2 separate regions of the Mus musculus genome follow, and region 2 is linked to region 1. Evidence: chromatin contacts called from ENCODE POLR2A ChIA-PET data. All regions are on one chromosome and are shown on one strand. The core of a region is the stretch at or near the end of the contact, and the rest is flanking DNA. Distances in the headings are between cores, read along the strand shown. Region 1 holds the start of Cldn4 (claudin 4). Region 2 holds the start of Wbscr25 (Williams Beuren syndrome chromosome region 25 (human)).

What was found. ChIA-PET counts read pairs that join two places held with the same protein, here RNA polymerase II (POLR2A).
Region 2: POLR2A ChIA-PET joins it to region 1 with 26 read pairs in embryonic stem cell. The contact joins the promoter of Wbscr25 here to the promoter of Cldn4 in region 1. POLR2A ChIA-PET finds 5 or more read pairs at or near these places in 4 of 5 experiments (Patski and embryonic stem cell).

Annotation. Positions count from the first base shown.
Region 1 is chr5:134,944,808-134,952,435 of GRCm38, reverse strand. It overlaps Cldn4 (claudin 4), which reads left to right and starts at 5,502. Exons shown (of 1, transcript NM_009903.2): 1 at 5,502-7,313. The coding sequence starts at 5,691. The coding sequence ends at 6,323.
Region 2 is chr5:134,999,433-135,006,458 of GRCm38, reverse strand. It overlaps Wbscr25 (Williams Beuren syndrome chromosome region 25 (human)), which reads left to right and starts at 5,109. Exons shown (of 5, transcript NR_026907.1): 1 at 5,109-6,389. It overlaps LOC115490310 (a small nuclear RNA gene), which reads left to right and starts at 6,442; the gene lies at 6,442-6,624.

The sequences.
Region 1 (7,628 bases), core at 4,253-6,752:
GGTGAGCTCGAGGGTCAGCAAGAGTCCGTCAGCCTCTCTCTCTCTCTCTTTCTCTCTCTCTCACCATACCTACACACCACACATACCACACACATATACATACCAAACCCACCCACCCACCACATACACACTATGCACACAACACCCATACACACTATACACACCACACACATACACACACTAAACACACCACACACATACACACCACATACACATCACACATTCACCACACCACACACATATACACACACACACTGCACACACATAACATACATACAGCATAACATGCACACACACACACACACACACACACACACACACACACACCAATCTGCATCCCACATCCCACAAATTGCAGACACATGAGGAAGGCTTGCATGCCATCTGCATCAGGGCAGGCACACGGAGTGGGGCGGGTGGAGGTGAATTTTTTGTTTTCTCCACTTTACTGTTCAGGGAGCCATGGAGGCTGCAGGAAGGTTTCCTGGGCCAGCAGGTGCTTTGCTCTACGGCAGGCGGGGTACGGGGGCAGGCGGGGTGTGCGGAACATCACTACCTGACTCGGCGATCCATCAAATGTCCTCCAGTCTCGCCCAGCTACCGCCTGTCTGTCGAGATCTGGATGTTGTCCCAGGATTCTGCTTTGTTTGTCTAACCTCTGGCTGGCTCCACAGCCTCCCCTTCCCTGGCTGACCACCTCTGCCTGTGGGACCCGCGAACACCTGTTCCCCCACCCCCACCACAGCCCTTCCTATTTCCTGTTCCTGTGTGGATGGCTGAACCTCTTAGTCACTTAGGATACAGGTGGAAAGTTTTAGGGCTTGTGTGCTTCCCCTCCTCCACCCCTGCTCCCTTAGTGCCATTTGGCGAAAGTCTGAAGTGGAGGGCAAGATGGTAGGGGTGGGGGTGGGGTCTGGCCACATGCTTCCTGTAAGGTAACTCGGGCAGGGGCAATGGGGAAGGAAAACCTGCCTAAGGCTACCCTACCCGGCCAAGGCAAGCGCTGGCTTCCCCTTGGGCCTCAGTTCGCTCTTTAATGCCAGTGCCCCTGGGGTCTTGTGGAGTGACTGGGCGTCTGGCATGAGGTCATTCTTGGGCAGGAAAGCGCTTCTGGTTTGCGCTGCTGCTTATCTGTTAGGATTGAGTCGGCAGCCTTCTGAGAGTCTTCAGAACCTTGTATGGAAAGTCCAGGGAAGGCGTGGTCCAGGCTGAAACTGTCCCTGTTTATGTTGCTGAGCTGTTCCCGCCTGGGGGAGGAGCAGGAAGGTGGCTAGAGAACAGGAGATGCCCAGTGCACCCTGAATCACACGTCCTCCACACACCTACTAAGTGCAAGTCCTGAACACTGAACTTGCTTTTGTATGTTTGTTTTTGAGGTAGGGTCTTGCCTCTGGCTTGTGCAGGACTCCCTAATGGAGACCTTCCCACCTGCTCTCTGCCTTCCATGACTCTCCCGCCTCTGTCTCCTGAGTGCTGGGATTACAGATGGATTACACACCCATCTTTTCTTCTCTTTCTCTTCTCCTCTCGTTTCTGTCTCTCTTCCTCTCTTTTTCCTTTCCCCCTTTTCTTTTCTTGTTTCTACCTCTTCCTCCTGAGTTCTAGGATTAAAGGCATGCGCCATCATGCCCAGTCTTGTTGATTTTGAAGACATCTATCTTATGTGGTCCCCACACTGTCCTGGAATGTCTGATCTTGTTGCTTCCACCTTTGGGTTCTGGGGTTACAATTGTGCCCCACATGTTTAGTCTATGTGGGGCCATGGATGGAACCTAGGGATCATGTATGATGTGTAAGCATGATACCAACTGAAGTATATCCCTAGCCCTTAAGTTTTTTTTGTTTTTTTGTTTTTGTTTTTCCGAGACAGGGTTTCTCTGTATAGTCCTGGCTGTCCTGGAACTCACTTTGTAGACCAGGCTGGCCTCGAACTCAGAAATCCGCCTGCCTCTGCCTCCCTAGTGCTGGGATTAAGGCGTGTGCCACCACACCCGGCAAGTTTTAAAATTTTTATTTTTATTATTTATTGATTCATTGATTAATATGGAGTCCTGCTATGAGCCCAAGCTGTCTCAGACTTGTAGTCTGGTGAAAGGGCTTTGTGGTGGCCAAACCTTGAGGGCAGGCCTTTTTTTTGTTTGTTTTTTTGTTTTTGTTTGTTTGTTTGTTGGTTGGTTGGTTTTTTGAGACAGGGTTTCTCAGTGTAGCCCTGGCTGTCCTGGAACTCACTTTGTAGACCAGGCTGGCCTCGAACTCAGAAATCTGCCTGCCTCTGCCTCCCAAGTGCTGGGATTAAAGGTATGCACCACCACCGCCCGGCTGAGTGCAGGCCTTATAGGAGGTATGAAGCATGTGTCGGCAATATACAGAGACTCTGGAGATGTGTCGCCTTGGTGATGGTGATGGCGTTATGCCCAACAGCCTGTCTCAACTTGCTTCAGCTTACCCAGGACTAGAATTACCCCTCATATCAAGAGAACTTTATTTTTTTGGAATATTGTTTAGACAAGTAGCCCAGGCTGGCCTTGAATTTATGATAGCCCTCCCGCCTCTCCTTGGGAATGCTGAGTTTATAGGAGTTTGCCTCCACGCCTAGCTTGAGCATTTAACTTGATAAGACATTGCCTTAGGCTTCCTGAGCCTCCAGCTCAGAAGGAGGCATGGAAGTGTGTCTCCACGGCCTTAACATGAGAGGGGATCCCTGCTCCATTGGTTCTTCTAACCCGGAGCGCAGTATTGGCCCAGATTCAGTCTCCAACAAACTCCAAGTACTGAGTGCTCACAGACCACGTGGGATGGTGGAAGATCAGATTGTGCTCCATAGAGTCAGGGATTATGCACCAGTTGTATACAGTAATGTACACACCTGCAATCCCAGCACCCAGGAGGATGAAGAAGAAACATGTGAGAGTCTGAGGACAGCTTGGGCTACATTAGTGGTGGTGGGGAGGACTATTTTAAAGAGACTGTGCATCTGTTGGGGTTGGAATTGGACAGACTGGCAGGCAGGAAGCCCAGGGCAGCACATAGGGTTCTGGGCAGTGACCGGAGTTCAGAGATCTATGGCAGCTGTGGTCTTTGTGGTGTTCACCCAAAAGTGGTACAAAGAGAAACACGAGAGAGTGGAGTACACACTTGTAACCCTAGCAGATTGGAGACTGAAGCAGGAGCATTGCCATGGGTTTGAGGCCAGTCGGTGTTACATAGAGTTCCAGGCTAGCTTAGATACACGAAGATGCTGTTTTAAGAAACAAAACAAAGCCGGGGATAGTGGTGGTGCTTGCCTTTAATCCGGGAGGCAGAGGCAGGCAGATCTTTGAGTTTAAGGTCAGCCTGGTCTACAGAGTGAGTTTCAGGATAGCCAGGGCTACACAGAGAAACCCTGTCTCAAAAACCACAAAACAAACAAACAAACCCAAACCAAGAGCAACAACCACTAAGCCAGAGACTAAGCTGGACTTGGCGCTGTGCACACCAGGAATCGAGCACCTGGGAAGTGGAAGCAGGGCCGGGAACAGAAACTTAAGGTTGGAGTTGGAAATGAGGTTCGGTTGGGTAGCGTGCTGGCCCTGCATCCACAAAGCTCTGGGTTCCATGCCTAGCACCATATGTGGCTTGTAATCCTAGCATTTGGGAAGTGGAGGTTTGGATGTTCAAGGTCATCCTTAGCTACCTCGGGAGTCTGAGTCAGTATAGGAAACCCTGTCTCGAAAGAAAGAAAGAAAGAGAGAGAGAGAGAGAGAGAGAGAGAGAGAGAGAGAGAGAGAGAGAGAGAAAGAAGCAAAGAAAGAAAGAAAGAAAGAAAGAAAGAAAGAAAGAAAGAAAAAGGAAGGAAGGAAGAAAGAGAGAGAGAGAGAGAAAGAGAGAGAGAAAGAAAGGCAGACTAGCCAAGGACAGTCAGGGGTGATCCCAGATGGGGCTATGATTACAGGAACTACATCAATGACCCCCTTCTCCTAGTTCCCCTCTGCCCCTCCTGTGCACCTGTGGTTCTCCTTATCTGTATTTTCCCAGGTGCCTTTGGGATACATGTGGTCCCTTCTCAGCCTGCTCTCTCTTGGATGGACATGTTCATCTCTGTCCTTTGTACCAGGTGGGGTGGGAGCGGGGCAGGGGGTGAGGGAGCACAGGAGACTGTCTTTCCCTCGGCTACCCCTCCCCCACCCCCCCAAGGCCAGTGTCTGGTCAAACTAGATTCCTTGTCTTGTGAAACATCTCTCTGACCCGGGTCTCCTTGCTGTCCCCTCCCTGCAGGAGATGTCCTCTTTGACCCAGTGCCCACTGCATTGCCCAATCACCCTGAGAGGGTTTGTGTCTCTTCGTACTGGTGTCCCTAGCATAATCTCAAAATACATTGACTCCTAGAAGTCCTCTGGAATTGTGGCTGGAAGCACACCATCTCTCTTCATCTCCCTGCAGACAGACCTCTGGTGGAGGGCCCCCTTTCTCTTCGATGTCACCAAGGACTTTGTGCCCAGGCTGGCTTTATGGGAACGGCTCCTGTGTCTCAGAAGAATAAACATCCTGTCTCTGGGGCCTGGCTGGGTTTTGAATTTGTCTCCATCCAGTTCTCACCAAGCAAGGCTCAGCCCTAGGAAGGAAGAGAGGACAGGATTCTGTCACGACCCCACCACCCCCAATTTTAAATTGTGTTTATTTATTGATGACATTTGTGCATCAGAGGACATGTGTGTCTCCTGTCACAGAGGTCCCAGGTCCTTGGGGCTTGGAAGCAAGCAGCTCTACCCACTGAACCATCCCACCAGCCTTTCTGCCTTTCCCTGTTTCTTGTTCTGGACCAAAGTGCCTCGCCTCTACACCCTGAGGCACTATGGCTGGGTGGGGAAATCACATTAGGACAGCAGGTGATCTGGCTCCCGCTGTCCCCACCCCAGGTCCTCATTTCCCCACACCAACTTCCTCTGGCCAACAGTAGGAAAGTTGCTGTTGAGGCAAAGTACAGATGTTGTCCCATTAATGACAATAATAGCCATGATGGTGGTGATAAAGTTGATTTGGTAAAAGCAACACTAATTAAGACAGGGGTTCTCTTGGACACCCCTAGACACTAGGTTCAGATTCTCCAGTAAAGGGTCTTCATTCTCTTGTCTCACGGGAGCCTGGAATGAGTCTTGGGGACCTTCCCACGGGAGCCCGGAATGAGTCTTGGGGACCTTCCCTATAGGCTCTGAACCCTGGGGAGGCTTGCTTCTCAGTCTAAGTTGTCCCCACCCGGTGAGCATCCAGGTGCTCTAGGCTGGTGACTCAGTGTCTGTGTCCCAGCTGACCTCAGCGTGAGCCTGGGGGCTGGGGGAGATGATAGTTTCTTGTGATACTGGCGGGTGACTCAGGGGCCCAGGACAGGGGCCTCTGAACGCCTTTGTTGGCCCAAGCTCAGGAATCCAGAGAAACTGGTCCCGAGGGAGGCCTCCGGGACTGAAACCCCTCCCTCTGCCTCCGCCCCTCCTCTAGGAGCTTTAACTGCAGCACCTGTGGCCGCCCTTTCTTGTTGCAGGTGCAGGCAGGAAAGAGCTGCAGTGTTCGCGCTTGGTAGCTGGTGCATCGGACTCAGCTGGCTTTGTGTCCCTGAGGCTCACCGAAAAAAACTTTCTCAGCCCTCTGACTCCAGAGAGAGAGAGAGAGAGGTACTTTTTGTGGTCACCGACTTTGACCCCTGCAGAGGCTGAGCGATGGCGTCTATGGGACTACAGGTCCTGGGAATCTCCTTGGCAGTCCTGGGCTGGCTGGGGATCATCCTGAGTTGTGCGCTCCCCATGTGGCGGGTGACCGCCTTCATCGGCAGCAACATCGTCACGGCACAGACCAGCTGGGAGGGCCTCTGGATGAACTGCGTGGTGCAGAGCACAGGTCAGATGCAGTGCAAGATGTACGACTCGATGCTCGCCCTGCCGCAGGACCTGCAGGCCGCCCGAGCCCTTATGGTCATCAGCATCATCGTGGGTGCTCTGGGGATGCTTCTCTCAGTGGTAGGGGGCAAGTGCACCAACTGCATGGAGGACGAGACCGTCAAGGCCAAGATCATGATCACCGCCGGAGCCGTGTTCATCGTGGCAAGCATGCTGATTATGGTGCCCGTGTCCTGGACCGCTCACAACGTCATCCGCGACTTCTACAACCCTATGGTGGCTTCCGGGCAGAAGAGGGAAATGGGGGCCTCGCTTTACGTCGGCTGGGCGGCCTCCGGGCTGCTGCTCCTGGGAGGAGGCCTCCTCTGCTGCAGTTGCCCACCTCGTAGCAACGACAAGCCCTACTCGGCCAAGTACTCCGCCGCCCGCTCTGTCCCCGCCAGCAACTATGTGTAAGGTGGGCCACTCTGTCCACATTGCCTTTGTTATCTTTTTTTCGGATTGAGCTCATAACAGCCTGTGGCCCCTCACATTCTCCAGGACCTGCCCTGCTATGGGCCACTAACTGCTTGCTGGGGACAGGCAAACCCGGACTGTGCAAAGTTACTAGCCCGTAGCTCTTGGGCTGCTCCACATGGCTCCTTACGGCCGGCAAGAATGGATGTAAAAATATCTTGCTGCTTACATCCAAATTGCTGGTGGATATGGGGCTGAAGGCAGAAGCAGCTGGGAAGGGCAGTAGAGGCGCAAGCTGGGTCCTGCTGGCCGGGGTAGCTCAGCTGTGACTTTGGACTCTGGAGTGGATGTCCTCATGTTAGCAAACGTCCACTGTCCTTTCTCTATCCCCCTCACTCAGCCTACACGTTACTCCAGCGCTACTCTTGCCATTACGCCCCGTGTTTCCGAGCACAGCTGGTCCTACCCCAAGTCATGGTGTGCTGAGTGACTGACTGAGGGGCCATTGAGAGCCGGTGGGCTCTGCCATGGAACCCTTCCGTTGATTAGCAATGACTGTGCTTGACCCACCCACCTACCCTACTAATGAATTTCTGTAGAGTGGATGGACGGGTTTGAGGGAAGAAGGGTGGAGGTGGATTAAACTGGTTTGGGGAGGGCTGGGGACCTAGAAGCAGCCCAGTGTGTCCCCACCCCTTTTCCGCACTGTCTTGCTAATGTTCTGATCACTGTGCGCCCCCTCCCTCTTCAGAAGGACCCTGGGCCTCTTGAGTTGGCCCCTCTGAGTTCCCTCCCTTTGCCCATTTCAAGGACACCGGCCAGTCTGCGGAAGGAAGGTACGGGGGGGGGGGGGGGGGGTGATGGCATTGTACCAGGGAGTCTCCTGGACTCCCCTGCCTTCTCTGTGGTTTCTTGTTTTGTAATTTAAGGTCTGTTCACAGCTGTAATTATTATTATTTTCTACAATAAATGGCACCTGCATACAGGAAAGGTTTGGGCTGTTCTCTATCTGTGGATGGGACTGGGCTGGAGGGGCGGCTAAGGGTTCACAGGAGACCTTGATGTTCTAATAAGATGAAGTGGTGGAGCTGTTGGTGGAGAGTGTGCCTGGCACGCCAGAGGCCCCGTGTCCCACACTCATCCCCAAATGAAGGTCACCCCCCACCCCCCACCCCCACACACACTAAGCTGTAGGTTCAAGGCTAGCCTGGTCTACAGGAAGCCCTGTCTCAGAAAGTGATTCAGGAGTTCTCACTGTAAAAATGAGAACTTCCTCTATCCTGGAGGACCATGGGCTTTGAGACC
Region 2 (7,026 bases), core at 3,860-6,359, 54 kb before region 1:
TTCTTTCTTTCTTTCTTTCTTTCTTTCTTCTCCTTCTTCTTCTTTTTGGTTTTTTGAGATAGGATTTCTCTGTGTAGCCCTGGCTGTCCTAGAACTCACTCTGTAGACCATGCTGGCTTCAAACTCAGAGATCCACCTGCCTCCTGTGTTTTGGGATTAAAAGCGTATGCCACCACCACCCCACCCCACTCCCATTTATGTTCCTCTGGTTCTCACGTGTACATATGTTGCATATCTACATATTTTATTGGCTAGATTTGCGTATGACAGAGAGCATGTGGCTTTTCTTCCTCCTGCGATCCTGTGCCCTTTAAATATATTTTGCTGTATTTTATGGGATGTGTATATGTGTTTGGCCTACATGCATGTCTGTGTACCACATGCCTGTCTGGTGCCTGAATGTACCAGAATAGGACATCAGATCTCCTGGGACTGGAATTATGACCGTGAGCCACCATGTTGGTGCTAAGAATCAAACCTAGGTCCTCTGCAAGTGCAGCCACTAAATCATATCCTTTATTTTTGAATGGTACCAAGGATTGAACTTAGGGCCTCCTAGCCCTCTTTTTACCTTTGACTTTGAGACAGAGTCTTACTAATCAACCCATACTGGCCTTGAACATCTGGCCCTCTCACTTAGCCCCATGGATAACAGGAATTATAGACCTGAGCCACCAAGCCTCGCCCTGTTTTAGGATACAATGTTAACTGCTGTCTCTCTCACCAAGCATCCACACTTTAACTTTTATTTTCCAGACAGGGTTTCTCTGTGTAGCCCTGGCTGCCCTGGAACTAGCTCCATAGACTAGGTTGGCCTCCAACTCAGAGATCCTCCTGCCTCTGCATCCCTGAGACAAAAGGCATGTGCCACCATACTCAGCCTGACACTACTCATTTCTAGCCCACATTCACAAAGGATTTGACTATAATTTAAGTCTACTAAAGGACCTCCAAGGGGCTGGGGCGATGGCCCAGCAGATGCAAGTTCTGACTGCTCTTCCAGAGGAACTGGCTTCATTTCTAAGCACCCACATAGCAGCTCACAACTGTCACTAACTCCAGTTCCAGGGATCCAATGCTCTCTTCTGGCTTCCAGGGGTACTGAATGTGCACAGTGCACATCGGGTCTCGGGTCTACAAAGGAAATTCCTGGATAGTCAGGCTTATAGAGACCCTGTCTCGAACAATCAATCAAGCAAACAAAAACAAAAGAATACAGCTCAGTGGTGGAGTCCTTGCCCTGTTAATTCATGATTTCCTGAGTTCAAACTCTAGCCCCCTACACAAAAAATGTGGCGTACTGAAGAGGGCTGAAGAAATACTTAGGCAAAATTTCCTTAGGTGTCCAGTCAAGTACCAACTAACAGGAGACTGACCAGGGATACGCGGGCCCATCTTTCCTCCACCCTTCAGGACAAGGCTGAAACAGACCATGTTCTAACTCCCAGGCTTCCCTCCAGGGAAGGGGAGCTACTTCCTTCTATTCCGAGCTCACAAAGAATCCGCACTGGGCTGAGTATGCTTGATGTGTTGGCCATGGAGAGTTATTAGATGCTTAACAGGGACACCTAAGCTCTGTATGATCCAAAAGCTGGGAGAGGTTGGTCTTTTTCTTTCCTTTCCTTGAATTTGCTTGTAGGTTTCTCTATTTTCATTTTACTTTATCTCATTTTTTAAAAAAGATCTATTTATTTATTATATGTAAGTACACTGTAGCTGTCTTCAGACACCCCAGAAGAGGGCATCAGATTTCATTATGGATGGTTGTGAGCCACCATATGGTTGCTGGGATTTGAACTCACGACCTTCAGAAGAGCAGTCGGAGCTCTTAACTGCTGAACCATCTCCCCAGCCCCTCATTTTTTTTTATTGTATTGTATGGGTACTTTGCCTGCATATATGTCTGTGTACCATGTGCATGTCCAGTGCCCAGGGAGGCCAGAAGACAGTGGATCCTTGGTGTATGGACAGATGATTGTGAACCACCATGTGGGTGCTGGGAATTGAACCTGATTCCTCTGAAAGGGCAACAAATCTTCAGACTCTCCCTCCCTCCCTCCCTCCCTCCCTCCCTCCCTCCCTTCCCTTCCCTTCCTTCCTTCCTTCCCTCCTTCCTCCCTTCCTTCCCTCCTTCCCTCCTTCCCTCCTTCCTTCCTTCCTTCCTTCCTTCCTTCCTTCCCTCCCTCCCTCCCTCCCTCCCTCCCTCCCTCCCTCTCTCTCTCTCTCTCTCTTTCTTTCTTTCTTTCTTTCTTTCTTTCTTTCTTCTTTCATATAGGGTGGATTGCCTTGAACTCTTGATCCTCCAGCCTCCCCTTCTACAGTGCTGGGATCACAAGTTCATAAGTGTGTGCTGCCATACCTGCTTTATGCAGAGCTGGGGAGGGACCAAGACTTCCCTCGTGCTTAGTAGGAACTCACCAACGGAGCTACATTCCCAGCTCCCCTCTTAAACCCAAACTTTTTTTTTTTTTGGTTTGTTTGTGTTTTTGAGAAAGGGGTTTCTCTCTTTAACAGAGCTGGCTGTCCTGGAACTCTGTGTAGCCTGGGTTGGCCTCAAACTCAGAGACATCCACCTGCCTCTGCCTTTCATGTTGGGATTAAAGAGACATATATCACCACCTCCCAGCTGCTGCCGCCTCTTCTTCTTCTTCTTCTTCTTCTTCTTCTTCTTCTTCTTCTTCTTCTTCTTCTTCTTCTTCTTCCATTCTTCTCCTCCTCCTCCTTTTCCTTTATATATATATATATTTTTTTAATTAGGTATTTTCCTCATTTACATTTCCAATGCTATCCCAAAAGTCCCCCATACCCTCCACCCCCACTCCCCTACCCACCCACTCCCACTTTTTGGCCCTGGTGTTCCCCTGTACTGAGGCAGATAAAGTTTGCAAGTCCAATGGGCCTCTCTTTCCACTGATGGCCAACTAGGCCATTTTCTGATACATATGCAGCTAGAGTCAAGAGCTCCGGGGTACTGGATAGTTCATATTGTTGTTCCACCTATAGGGTTACAGATCCCTTTAGCTCCTTGGGTACTTTCTCTAGCTCCTCCATTGGGGGCCCTATGATCCATCCAATAGCTGACTGTGAGCATTCACTTCTGTGTTTGCTAGGCCCCGGCATAGTCTCACAAGAGAGAGCTCTATCTGGGTCCTTTCAGCAAAATCTTGCTAGTGTGTGCAATGGTGTCAGCGTTTGGAAGCTGATTATGGGATGGATCCCTGGATATGGCAGTCTCTAGATGGTCCATCCTTTCGTCACAGCTCCAAACTTTGTCTCTGTAACTCCTTTTTTTCTTTTTTCTTTTCCTTTTTTTTTTTTTTTAAAGATAGAGTCTGGTCCTGTAGCCCAGGCTGCCCTGAAACTCATTATATAATCCATGCTGGCCTCGATCTCACAGCAGTTCTCCTGCCTCAAGCCTCCTGAATGCTGAGATTTCAGACCAAGTTCTGGGAAGGATCCTTAGAGATATTTTTATAGGAATTTTTGGTTTTTGAGACAGGTTTTTGTTTTGTTTTGTTTCATAGCCTTGGCTGTCCTGGAACTTGCTCTGTAGACCAGGCTGGCCTCCAACTCACAGAGATCTGTTTGTTTCCTGAATGCTAGGATTAAAGGCATGTACCACCCCACCCACCTAAACTTCCTTTTTATTTATTTATTATAAATAAATATTATTTATTATTTATTTTATATATTTATTATGTCTCTGTGTATCTCTGTATTTCTCTCCCCCTCCTGTGTGTGTCCTCTGTGTCTGTCCATTTGTGTGGTTGTACAGGTGTCACAGCATGCATGTAGAGGTCAGAAGACAACTTGAGGGAGTCTGTTCTCTGTCTCTATGTGGGTTCCAGGAATTGAACTCACATCAATAAACTTGGCAGCAAGTGCCTTTATCCACTGAGCCATCTCACCAGTCCACAGAGTGAAAGGGTTCATAGTTCTGTTGGGAAAAGGTAGTGTTGTTAAAGAGTTTCTGACCAGTCAACCTTCTGTCTAGCCAGCTCACCCCAGCCTGGCACACGACCTTTGACCACATGCCCAAAAGCCAAATAGCCCAGATCTGGTGTCAGGAGTGGCGTTGAGGACATACATAGTCCTGGCCCTCAAAGCATTGTGGTCACATGGCTCGCTCAAGGCTGAGCCTGGCAAGCTGAAAAACCTGTTGGTTTGAAGGTCCCAAGTGAACATTCCAGAGAAAGTTGTGGGCGGGGCAAAGAAGGGGGTCAAGCTCCGTGGCAGGACTCTGGGGGTGGCATGTTGGGGAAAGGTCATTCCAGAGCTGCCCACCCTTTCCCAGCTTGTGGGCCAAACCAGGGAGTTTGCATTGGTTGGCTTCGCAACTCAGATGGGCTACTGAGCCAGAGCTCCTAGACCCCGGGATTATACTGAGATGAGCCTAATCCTTATTTCCTTTTTCTTTCTTTCTTTCTTTCTTTCTTTCTTTCTTTCTTTCTTTCTTTCTTTCTTTCTTTCTTTCTTCCTTCCTTCCTTCCTTCCTTCCTTCCTTCCTTCCTTCCTTCTTTTTTCTTTTCTTTTCTTTTCTTTTCTTTTCTTTCTTTTTAAAAATATTTTGACTTATTGTGTGTCTGTATATGTGTAGCCGGCAGTGTGGAGTCAGAGGACAAGTGGGGATCAGTTCTCTCCTTCCGTGTAGGTCCCAAGGACCGAATTCAAGGCATCCGCTGAACCATCTCTCTCAGTCCATTCTTATTTTACACTGAAGGAAACAAAGAAATGGAGAAAGGCGGAAGTTACCCAGCTCCAGTCACTAGTGTGGCTCAGGTTGGATTCCTTCCCAGATTTCATTTAGGGCCCTCTAGACCCAAAGAAGTGTGGTGTGTGTGTGTGTGTGTGTGTGTGTGTGTGTGGTATGCGTGTGCATGGCAGGCTGGGAGGTAGAGACACTGCACCCTGGCGGCGACCGGGAGTCGAACGGGTTAAGGCTGGAGGCAGCGAGTGTCTTCCTAACCGCACCTGGCTCAGTATCGGTCACGTGGCCAGGGTTTCACCTGCCCTGCTGGGCAGGGACAATCAGGCCGCTTGTTCCCTAAGCCGGTCGCCATGGTGACAGGAGTGTGCCTGGGGAGGTCACAGGGGCAAATTCCTGCCTGCTGGTCCGGGTGTGGCAGGGGCATCAGCTGGATTGTAGCTTGTTTAGGAGATTCCCGAGGGCCCCTGGAGGTTCCCGCTGGGGCTCAGCCTCCCAGGGGCCCCCCCAGTGTGGCTTCCCACCTTGCCACCTGAAGTCCTGTTTCTCCATCTGCCTGGTGTCTTCCCAAATTTTGAACCTAAGCGGATTAATCTGTTGATGCTTTCCGTATACATTGGCAGGCATGGCACCCCAGGCGCAACAACTCCAGATGGAAGACATACTATTACCCCTCAAAAAAATTCTACAAAAAAAACAGATGAGGAACAAAAGGAAACAACTTCAAAGGAAGGAGGCAGCCATGACACGCCAGCCATTCCAGGCCAGGCACAGCTCATCAGCCACAGCGGGCCAGGCACACTACCGCAGGCGCGGTACAGCAGCCAAACCACGCCAGGCTCAGCACGGTAGTCACAGCTTGTCAACTACATCACGCCAGTCACAGCACACCCGGCACATCACGCCCAGCACAACACACCAGGCACAACACACCGGACACACCAAGCCAGGCAAACCGTACCAGGCACAGCATACCAGGCAATCCAAGCCAGGCGAAGCACGCCAGAGACACCACACCAGGCAAACCACACCAGCCACACCACGCCAGTCACACCATGCCAGGCACAGCACCTCAGGCACAGCAAACCAGAGACACCATAGCAGGCCCAGCACTTCAAGCACAGCACACCAGGCACATCAAGCCAGGCACAGCATGCCAAGCTTGCCACACAAGGCACAGGACACCAAACACAACACACCAGGCACAACACACAAGCCACAGCATGCCAGGCACAGAATGCCAGGCTTGCCACACAAGGCACAGGACACCAAACACAACACACCAGGCACAACACACAAGCCACAGCACACCCGGCACCACTCAACAGGCACAGCGCAGCTGGCACGGCGCACCAGACACAACCAGCCAAGTCCACGCTGCGTCTACACTTGCTTTAAGGTAGTAGCAATCTGCTCTGCTTGGGAAAAGCCTTTCTGAAGGTTATAATCCTATCTTCTCTGCCTGCAAGCTCGAGCCTTTGTTAATTGAGGATCTACTGTATGCAAAGGTCCGAGGTGCAAGAATCCTTGCCAGTTCTGCTCCAGATGGAGCAAATACCAATACTTAAAAAAAAAAAAAAAAAAAAAAAAACAAAACTTCAAAGCATAGAAGCGGACCCAATCCTGGATCTTCTAAGATGGCATATCTGAAAGAGACGGTTGAGTGAAAGACCTGGAGGCTGAGGTGAGAAGGATTTGACTACATGAGTGGGGTTGCGGTGGAAGAGAATGTTCTAATTGCTTCTCGGCCTTTTGGCTAAGATCAAGTGGAGAATGTTCTAGAAGCCAGAACACCATGTACAATGGTGAAACCATCTAATTATTTTTGAGATTTCCATACATGCCTTAGGCTGACTTAAACTCTTTGGGGTTTTTTGTTTGTTTAGATTTGTTTTGTTTGTTTGAGACAGGGTTTCTCTGTGTAGCCCAAGCTGTCCTGGAACTCACTTTGTAGACCAGGCTGGCCTTGAACTCAGAGTTTCTCCTGCCTCTTGAGTGCTGGGATTAAAGGCATAGGACACCAAGCCAGAGCTGGGCATGGTGGCACACGCCTTTAATACCAGCACTCGAGGGGGGGGGCCGGGGTGGCAGAGGCAGGCAGATTTCTGAGTTTGAGGCCAGCCAGGTCTACAGAATGAGTTCCAGGACAGCCAGGGCTACACAGAGAAACCCTGTCTCAAAAAAAAAAAAAAAAAAAAAAAAAAAAAAAAAAAAAAGACGCCAAGCCAGGTTGTCTCAGAAAACAAACAAACAAAATAGGCAGGAACAGTTTATTTTGACTCAGGATTTAAGGGTTCATCTCGACAGGAAAAGCATGGCCA